2 separate regions of the Mus musculus genome follow, and region 1 is linked to region 2. The links are chromatin loops, found by intact Hi-C in ENCODE. Cell type or tissue: gastrocnemius. All regions are shown on one strand.

Region 1 (5,000 bases), 290 kb before region 2:
TTCCTGCCTTTACCTCCAAACTACTGGGAGTAAGGGTCTGCACTACCATACCCACTTTCTTAAATGTTGAAAATTATAAAAGCCAAGCTAGATGCAATGGTATATGCCTATGATCCCAGTACTTGAGAGGCTGAGACAGGAGGATCTAAAGTTTGAAACCAGCCAGATCTACATAGCGAGTCCAGCCTGGCTACAAAGAGAAAGAGAGAAGGATAGATTATATGAGCCAGGAAAGTGCGGCTCTGACCAAGTAATCTCTGAGTCTGAAGCATGCTCCTTTCTAGTTCCTGTGTTTTTGAGATGGGACTGAGCTGCTCTGCTGATCTCAAACTCCAAGGTTCCAGTGATCCTCTTGCCTCAGCCACCCGGGCAGAGCCATGCTTCATTCAGTGAGCTGAAGCTGCCTCTGGTGTTCAGATGATGTTGCACAGACCCTGGAGCAATTTTAAATTCATATTTTAAAAAATATAATTGTTTCTATGAAGCTGTTTTGAGAGATCCCGTTGTTTTTTTCTGAAGGCACATTTTTTAATTCCTTGGCAGATATATCACTGAGAATATATTACCCTTTAAGTCTGTAATACTCTCTAGAGGCCCATGCACTGAAAGCTTCGTCCATGGTTGGTTGTTATTAGAAAATTATTTAAGATAAGTGTAGGACCTAGTAGATGGTATCCAGGTTATAAGATGTGCCCTTTAAGGGAACAGTGAACCCCTTCTTGTTCTCTTTGGCCTCTGAATGTGAAGTGTGAGTGGCTTTGGTCTCCATGAACTTCACACCACAATGAGTTTCTTCAACACAGGACCAAAAGCATCAGCAACTATTGATCATTAAGTGGGTCATCTAAAACCACGAGCTAATAGAAGCCTGTTGACTATAAGTTGATCATCTCGTGTGCTATGGTAATGAAAACTGCCCGGCACAGTCCCTGTGGTAGCAGCATGAACTATACAGTTACTGTCAACAGAGGAAGTTTGGTGTGACTCCTTTTAACATATGCTTTCCCTTATTCTAATGATTACCTTGTGGATTAGATTTTATCTCTTTCTTAAACAGCATCAGATTGCTCATTGTTGCCACGTTAATATAGGTTGGAAGAGGCAAGTTCGATAACCTTTGCCTTGATGAAGCAACAGTGAAGTTTTCTTTCATCTGGTTCCCTTCCTCCCTAGGCATTGGCAAGCATAAGCCATGTGGCCCATGTCACTATTACAACCAAAACAGCTGATGGGAAATGTGCGTACAGGTATGTGATAATGACTTCTGTGTCCACCCTAAACATATGTGTTACTCCCCTTGACCCCCGCTAGGATACTGATTTTCCTTCCATTCCTATGGATAAAATACTCATCCACAGGGATGATCATGAGGTGGAACTCTCTTACCTCATGGCTTCTTTTTAAGATTTAAATTAGCATATTTTATGTGTATGGCTATTTTGACTGCATTCACGTCTGTGTACCATGTGTATGGCTGGTACCCTGAGAGGCCTGAAGAAGGTATGGGCTCTACTGGGACAGGAGTTACATATGATTGCAAACTGTGAGCACAACATGTAGGTCCTGGGAATAGAATACAGGTTCTCTGGAAGTTTCTAGGTAATGAGATATTCTCATTTCCTGTTCCTTCTCTCTTTGGCCTCTTTGATCTGCTGGAATGATCTGCTGGAAGAATAGCCAGTGCTTTTAACAGCTGAGCCATCTCCAGCCCCACTGGATGGCTTCCTAAAAGATGAGTTGTAACACATTACAAGTACCCAGGAAGGTATCCATTGCACTTAGGATTTTAAGCACACAGTAGTTGCTCATGTTATTTCTGCCCTTTGCCCTTTGGTGAGGGGCAGCACTTTGGGCTGATTACAGGTCTCTGGCTGGTGTGCTGGCTCCCGAGCTTCTGGCACTCTTCTCCTTGGGCCTGTGTGAGCTGGCTTGCTTTCCAGGAAATAGCTGCTGCCTGGTGTTGTGCTGGCAGTTTCCAGAGGCTTGGAAATGGTCCTGAGACAGAACAAACATGGGATTCAAGAAATCACAGTCATGCTTTTGTTTCTGTAAGCACTGGCTTGCACTGGCTGAAACCTTTAGTCATCCCTAATGAATGCAGAAAGAAAGAAAAGCCTGCAGGTTGTCTGTAAATTAAATCAGGACAATTCTGTGCCCTCAGTCTCCTGAAGACTAATGTGTGCTGTAACAGAAGAGAGAGTGCTTCAGAGTGAGCAGTGCTGGGTTAGGGGTCTTGATTTGGGGTGTGAATTCTGGGTGGTCTGATTGAGTAAAAACCAGAGGGACAATTGTGAGTTAAGTGTTTTGTAGGTAGCCTGAGCTGGGAGTCCTGTTTCAAGACATCTGTGTTTTGTTGGGTTTTTTGGTTGTTTTTGTTTTTGTTTTTTGTTATGCCACACCTGGGGCTTCTAGTGACTGACTCCCTTCTGTGGCAGGATAAAATTCAAAGGTTTGTTTCATCTTGTCACCCGATGCCTTCCTGTGCTGGATAGTTTTATGACATGCTAAAATCATTTAAGAAGAGGGAACCTTAATTTAAAAAATGCTTCCCTAAGATCTGGCTGTAAGACATTTTCTTAATCAGTGATTAATGGGTGAGGTGCCCAGCCCATTGTGGGTGGCGCCATCCCTGGCTGGGTTCTATAAGAAAGCAAGCTGAGCAAGCATGGGAGCAGCGCCCTCCATGGCCTCAGCATCAGCTCCTGCCTCCAGGTTTCCATCCTGCTTGAGATCCTGTCCCGACTTGGTGTGGAAGTATAAGCCAAATAAGCCCGCTTCTCCCCAAATTGCTTTGGTCCTGGTGTTTTGTTACAATAATAGTAACACTAAGACACTTCCAAATGTCCTGACACACTTTTCAGCCCTTCTCTCCACATATTACCAAAGTGCCGCGTGTTCCAAAGCTCCTTGCTCTCTGACTTACGAGGATTTTTTCTATTCACCTGAAACTATTTCTCTTTAAAGCTTGGATGAGTTTTGTTCTTTTCACTGATGCTACCACCTCCACAGTCACCTACCCAGGCTAAAGGGTCTTACTAGATCCCTTAACACATTAATCTACATTGAATAAAAGACTGTCCCTGGGGCTGATCAGGAGCTATTTTTCCGTGGGATATTGAGCTTTGTTTTGTTTTTGAGACAGAAAGCTCTGGCTGCCTGGAACTTGCAATGAGTTCCTCCTTTTGCCTCCAGAGAGCTGGGGTTACAGGTTACCCTACTGCTGCTGGCTAAGGCTGGGGTTACAGGTTACCCTACTGCTTCTGGCTAAGGCTGGGGTTACAGTTTACCCCACTGCTGCTGGCTAAGGCTGGGGTTACAGGTTACCCTACTGCTGCTGGCTAAGGCCTTTCTTTATTACCAGGACCTTAGCAGGCAAATGGTGGTGGAATTTATAGCTACCTTAAGCAATGGCAAAGCTGTTGGTTAGTAACTCAGAATTTAATAGCTCAGGCAAGATTTGTTGTAATAGGGCTTTAAAATAAAATCTAATTAACAGTATATAATATGGCTGTGTTATAATGTATGATTGATATAATTTTCATTTTTGAAGTGTGGAAATATGGACAGAATCCTGGTAACAGACACAATTATGAAAGAGACTAGAAAGTTCATTGTTTTACTGGTTCTCTCATGGATAAGTGCATAAAATATATTCCATACTGAAGATGTAAAATTTAATGTGAAGCCCCACAGATTAATTTCTCAATGCCTAGTTCATTGAGTTGTATTGACTTTGGGCCTGGTTAATTTTTGGTGTATGATGTTTTTAGCTTATTACTTGCAAGCTTTTTTTAAATAATGAAGTGTGTCCCCCCTTTTCTTTTTTTTTTTTTTTTTGGTTTTCTGAGACAGGGTTTCTCTGTGTAGCCCTGGCTGTCCTGGAACTCACTCTGTAGACCAGGCTGGCCTCGAACTCAGAAATCCGCCTGCCTCTGCCTCCCAAGTGCTGGGATTAAAGGCGTGTGCCACCACTGCCCGGCAAGTTTGTCCTTTTTAAAATGTGACATATTAATGTATTTATGTTTTCTGCAGCTTAGGAACTTGTAAAGCATTTATAATGTTGGGGTTGCAGACATAGGCCACTAGGCCTGTACTGTGACTTTTATTTTTATGCTTTGGATAAGCATCTTGTTAGATACTAATAATCTTCTGTTTTCTGACTAGAGCAAGTTACTCAGATGGAAAGCTGCAAGCCCCTCCTAAACCCTGTGCAGGCAACCAGGGCACCCTGATCACGGTGAGGATGGGACACGGGGGTAAAACTGCTGACAAACAGCTTAGGATGCTGAAGTAAAACTGAGATGCGCTCTGAGTTTCTAGTATAAAAATCAAAGAAATTTTGACTTTTAATAGAAGTCCCAAGATAAATGATCATTGGGTTTTATGGCATGGCGGCCTGCCCACCTTCTTGTCTATAGGGGGCTGGGATGGTAGAAATCAGTGGGAAAAAAGTTACGGTTGACTCCAGAAGACATGTCGGAGTCCCAGTCTGGTACTTCAGCGCTTGTGTGTCCATGGGCAAGTCACTTAACAGCTCAGAATTGTAGTTTTCTAATGTCTCCAGTAGAACAAAGAATGCCTAGCCATCTGCCCCAGAGGGTCATGGGTGGGTCGTGCCAGTGTTGTTAGTCCAGAGGAAGCCCATCATGCGGCCTCATCAGAGCATCCCAGTGTCTTTCCAGCCGGAGATTCCATCAGGCACCTCACGGTGCTTCATGTCTGGTCCTTTACCCCTGACCCCAGCTGTAGCACATCTCGAAGGCTTTCCACGGACCTCTCCAAGTCCTGGTGTGATAGGCAGGCAGGAGGCAGAACAAACCTGTGCTTCACAGTGTTGGCCAGAGGGAGCCTTAGCTGCATGCAAAGTGTGATTATTGAGAACTCAAAATTATCTCCAGAGTGTTATGATTGTCCTGAGTTTGAAAAGTGATTCTGTGTAATAGAATAATTGTTTGCAGAGTTACATTCATATCTTACAAAATTGTCTACTCTCTTGAGCA
Region 2 (5,000 bases):
CATTAGCACTTTGTCAGCCTCAGTGACTACAGTCATAGATGAACAGGCCTCAGCTAATGTCAAGATACAGAGAGGTCTCATGCTGGTTAATCAACTCATAGATCTTGTCCAGATACAACTAGATGTATTATGACAAATAACTCAGCAGGGATGTGAACAAAAGTTTCCGGGATTGTGTGTTATTTCCATTCAGTATGTTAAATTTACTAGGGCAGCTAATTTGTCAAAAAGTCTTTTTCAGTATATGTTACAGAATTGGATGGCTGAATTTGAACAGATCCTTCGGAAATTGAGACTTCAGGTCAACTCCACGCGCTTGGACCTGTCGCTGACCAAAGGATTACCCAATTGGATCTCCTCAGCATTTTCTTTCTTTAAAAAATGGGTGGGATTAATATTATTTGGAGATACACTTTGCTGTGGATTAGTGTTGCTTCTTTGATTGGTCTGTAAGCTTAAGGCCCAAACTAGGAGAGACAAGGTGGTTATTGCCCAGGCGCTTGCAGGACTAGAACATGGAGCTCCCCCTGATATATGGTTATCTATGCTTAGGCAATAGGTCGCTGGCCACTCAGCTCTTATATCCCATGAGGCTAGACTCATTGCACGGGATAGAGTGAGTGTGCTTCAGCAGCCCGAGAGAGTTGCAAGGCTAAGCACTGCAATGGAAAGGCTCTGCGGCATATATGAGCCTATTCTAGGGAGACATGTCATCTTTCATGAAGGTTCAGTGTCCTAGTTCCCTTCCCCCAGGCAAAACGACACGGGAGCAGGTCAGGGTTGCTCTGGGTAAAAGCCTGTGAGCCTAAGAGCTAATCCTGTACATGGCTCCTTTACCTACACACTGGGGATTTGACCTCTATCTCCACTCTCATTAATATGGGTGGCCTATTTGCTCTTATTAAAAGAAAAAGGGGGAGATGTTGGGAGCCGCGCCCACATTCGCCGTTACAAGATGGCGCTGACAGCTGTGTTCTAAGTGGTAAACAAATAATCTGCGCATGTGCCAAGGGTATCTTATGACTACTTGTGCTCTGCCTTCCCCGTGACGTCAACTCGGCCGATGGGCTGCAGCCAATCAGGGAGTGACACGTCCGAGGCGAAGGAGAATGCTCCTTAAGAGGGACGGGGTTTCGTTTTTTCTCTCTCTTGCTTTTCTCGCTCTCTTGCTTTTCTCGCTCTCTTGCTTTTCTCTCTCTCTTGCTTTTCTCTCTCTCTTGCTTCTTGCTCTCTTGCTTCCTGCACCCTGGCTCCTGAAGATGTAAGAATAAAGCTTTGCCGCAGAAGATTCTGGTCTGTGGTGTTCTTCCTGGCCGGTCGTGAGAACGCGTCTAATAACAAGATAGATAGATAGATAGATAGATAGATAGATAGATAGATAGATAGATAGAAAGATAGATGACTGAAACAAGTCAAATTTGCCCAGACAATGAAGATGTGTTCAAATGCATACATGCACATATGTGTGATACACAATGGAAACTGCCTTACTCTATCGTTTCCTAGAAACAAACTCTGGAAAATTAGTTGATTTCAAAGAATATTTCTGTGCTAGCATATGTAAGTGCTAAGGATCTCAGTGTGTTAGTAATCAATTCATATACCTCACCTTCGAATGCAAGTAGCTACCTGTCTATATCTTGTGGCAGGTCACTCAGATTGTTGCTGCTGATATCCAGCCACTGCAGACGACACATCCGCAGGACACAGATAGGAACGCTGGAGAACTTGTTCGCAGAGATATCCACAAATGTAACTTGCTTCAAATTACTTAACTAGAAAAGAATACAAGAACATTTTAATTACCCTCTGTGACAGTTAACCCTGGTTGGTAACTTGACAGGATTTAGAATCACCATGGAAACCAGTCTCTGGGCACGTCTAGGATGGAGGGACTGGGTAGATTGAGTTAATGGTGATTGGAAGACCCCCCCCCCCTTAACTGTGGCTGGGCTGCCTCATTCCCTGGGCTGGGGTCCTAGGCTGCAAGCGAGCATCAGCACCCATCACTCTCAGTTTGACTACGCAGTGGTAGTGACTACCTCAAGCTCCTGCTACCACAGCTTCCCGACATGATGGGTGGTACCCTCGAGGTGTGAGCCAACGTAAAGCCCTCCCTCCACGAGCTGCTCTCATCAGATGCTTTATCACGGCATCAGGACATGTATATACCGTGTGAAGACAAGAATGAAGTTCAACTAATAATGTTTAGAACAACGTTTCTGTCTCAGAAGCATCCATGAGTATATATGTATCACAGACCAGAGCCACTATACGTTCCAGAGCACCTACTGTAAAGCACCCATTGTACTTCCTGATGGGATACAGAAGTAAGCAGCACACTATGGCTGCCCTCGGGGAGCTGAAATTTCTTACAAATAAGCAAAGCTACAAACTCGGGGAGTAAGAATTGACGAGTCTCAACTTTCAGGAAATGAAGGATTTCACGGAGGACAGAAAACTGGAACTGGGTCTCCCAGGTGGGAAGTAGCATGCACAAAGTCACAAAAGACAGAGAGTTCAAGTCTCTCCTTGCTGCTGCTGCTGTTGGTTGTTTGATTGATTGATTGATTGATTGATTGATTGAGATAGCGTCTCACTACAAAACCTTGGCTGTCCCAGATCTCACTATGCAGAGCAGGTTGGCCTCGAACTCCCCATTGCCTCTGCTGGGATTAAAGGCGTGTGCCACCATGGCCAACTAGAAAGATCAAGTCTTACAGAGTATGATGGTGTGATGAGAATTGCATCAGGCTTTGACAAGTCTTGAGGAAACCCACATGTGCAAAGGCCAGGTGATAATGATAAGGATTCCTTGATCATGTCTGGCCTCAGGGGCTGAGCAGGTTGGGTTCTGTTGTTGTGGTTTTCTATCCAGAGGTCTTGTTTGCAAGATGCCAACTCAAACACATGGAGAGATAGATATATTTTACCTCAGTGAAAATCTGTGAATCTTGAATGAAGTTGAACAGATGTTGCATAACTGGAATTGTTATGAATATTTGGTAGCTACTATGAAACATAAGAGCTTTTTCTTTTTTTTTTTTAAAGATTTATTTATTTATTTATTTATTTATTATATGTAAGTACACTGTTGCTGTCCTCAGACGCCCCAGAAGAGGGCGCCAGATCTCATTACGGATGGTTGTGAGCCACCATGTGGTTGCTGGGATTTGAACTCTGGACCTCAGAAGAGCAGTCAGTGCTCTTAACCGCTGAGCCATCTCTCCAGCCCCGAGCTTTTTCTTTTTTAATTTACTTATTTGAAGAGTCCATGAATAAAATTAGAGTAATCTCTCAAAGCACATTTGCAGGCCACCAAGATGGCTCAGTGGATAAGAGTGTTTGCAGTCAAGCCTGATGATATGAGTTTGATCCCCAGGGCCTAGACTATGAAAAGAAAACCAACTACCAAGAGTTGTCCTCTGATTTCCACAAGCACCCACACACAGAGGCACACAAAACAAATAATGTCATAAAGAAATCTAAGCTGGGCAGTGGTGGCGCATGCCTTTAATCCCAGCACTTGGGAGGCAGAGGCAGGCAGATTTCTGAGTTCAAGGCCAGCCTGGTCTACAGAGTGAGTTCCGGGACAGCCAAGGCTACACAGAGAAACCCTGTCTCGAAAAAACAAAAGAAAAAAAGAGTTGCTATAGTCATAGTATCTCATCACAGCAATAGAAACCATAACTAAGAGGGGCTGTTAATGTATCAAAAATAATAATAATAACATGCTTGGGTTTTTTTTTTTTTAAGTGAATAGTGTGTGTGTGCGAGTGCTGACTGCAGAAGAGGGCATCTGATTACCAGGAACTAGAGTTAAGGCATTGTGAACTCAGATTGTCTGCGTGAGCAACAAGCATTCTTAACTGCTGATCCATCTCTCAACTGCAACATCCAACAAAGAAGGAAATTCCATGAATATAAGAGGCATTTCTGGCTGGAGATGGCTCAGCGGTTAAGAGCACTGACTGCTTTTCCAGAGGTCCTGAGTTCAGTTTTCAGCAACCACATGGTAGCTCACAACCATCTATAAAGGGATCTGATGCCCTCTTCTGGTGTGTCTAAAGACAGCTACAGTGTACTCACATAAAATAAAATAAATAAACCTTAAGAAAAAAAAGAGAGAGAGATTTCCCATTAGTTACTTTCATCAGTGGCAAAGCAAAACATTTATAAAGCACACTGAAACTGACAGTTCTATTTGCCTACAAATCCCAGGGTCATTAGATGAAAGGAGAGAACTTCAGTTGAGAAAATGCCTCCATAAGATCAGCCAGGGGGACATTTTCTTATTGGTGTTTGATGGGATGATTATGGAAGAAAGAAAGAAAGAGAGAGAGAGAGAGAGAGAGAGAGAGAGAGAAAGAGAAAGAGTTAGAGACTAAAACAACTAACCTAAAAATCCAGTCTCAGGAAGCTAAGGCAAAAAGAAACTGGTTGTTTGAGGCCAGGCTGGGATACACAGGAAGACCTTGTCTCTTAGAGACAGAGAGAAACAGAGAAACAGAAAGAGAAAGAGAGAAAGACAGACAGAGACAAAGATCCATTATAAGAGTTTAATATCAGATTCAAAATAGCAGAAGAAAAAAATCAGAGAGCTGAAAGGCAGGCCAAAGAAACTCTCCAACCTAAAGAGGTTTTAAAGGATGAAATCTGGGGATGGATAGATGGTGGGGTTTTAATTTTCCCAAGAACCTTTATTGAACTGGTTGTCCTTTCTCTACTGAACTATATGGGTGATTCTGTTGAAAAATTAATTGATTGTAAATATAATATAGTTGGGCATGGTGATGCACACCTTTAATCCCAGTATACACAGCAAGTTTCAGGCCAGCCAGGACTACATAGTAATACTCTATCTCAAAATAAAATTATAATGTATATGTAAATATATAATAGAGGTTTGTCTCTGCAATTTCAATTCTGTCTTATTTTTCTGTCTGTCTGTTTGTCTGTCTGTCTGTCATCTGTCTTTATGTAAATTCTCTGCTGTGACT

What was found. A loop is a pair of places that touch in the nucleus more often than their neighbours do. Peaks named below come from ENCODE experiments on the same cell type or tissue, not always from the same donor. Only the 100,000 strongest peaks of a DNase experiment are listed, where the experiment ranks them.
Region 1: it touches region 2 in a loop (3-fold over the local background); 1 of 42 quality-filtered maps calls a loop at or near these places.

The regions. Positions count from the first base shown.
Region 1 is chr9:111,257,726-111,262,725 of GRCm38, reverse strand. It overlaps Mlh1 (mutL homolog 1), which reads left to right. Exons shown (of 19, transcript NM_026810.2): 4 at 1,174-1,247; 5 at 4,165-4,237. Among named protein-coding and RNA genes, the nearest start is that of Mlh1, 11 kb to the left of the region's middle. In gastrocnemius, no CTCF peak of the experiment used is centred here; a DNase peak (open chromatin) is centred at 1,911.
Region 2 is chr9:110,966,789-110,971,788 of GRCm38, reverse strand. It overlaps Lrrc2 (leucine rich repeat containing 2), which reads right to left. Exons shown (of 9, transcript NM_028838.2): 6 at 1,630-1,775. Among named protein-coding and RNA genes, the nearest start is that of Lrrc2, 18 kb to the right of the region's middle. In gastrocnemius, a CTCF peak has its summit at 3,071 (motif pointing right); no DNase peak of the experiment used is centred here.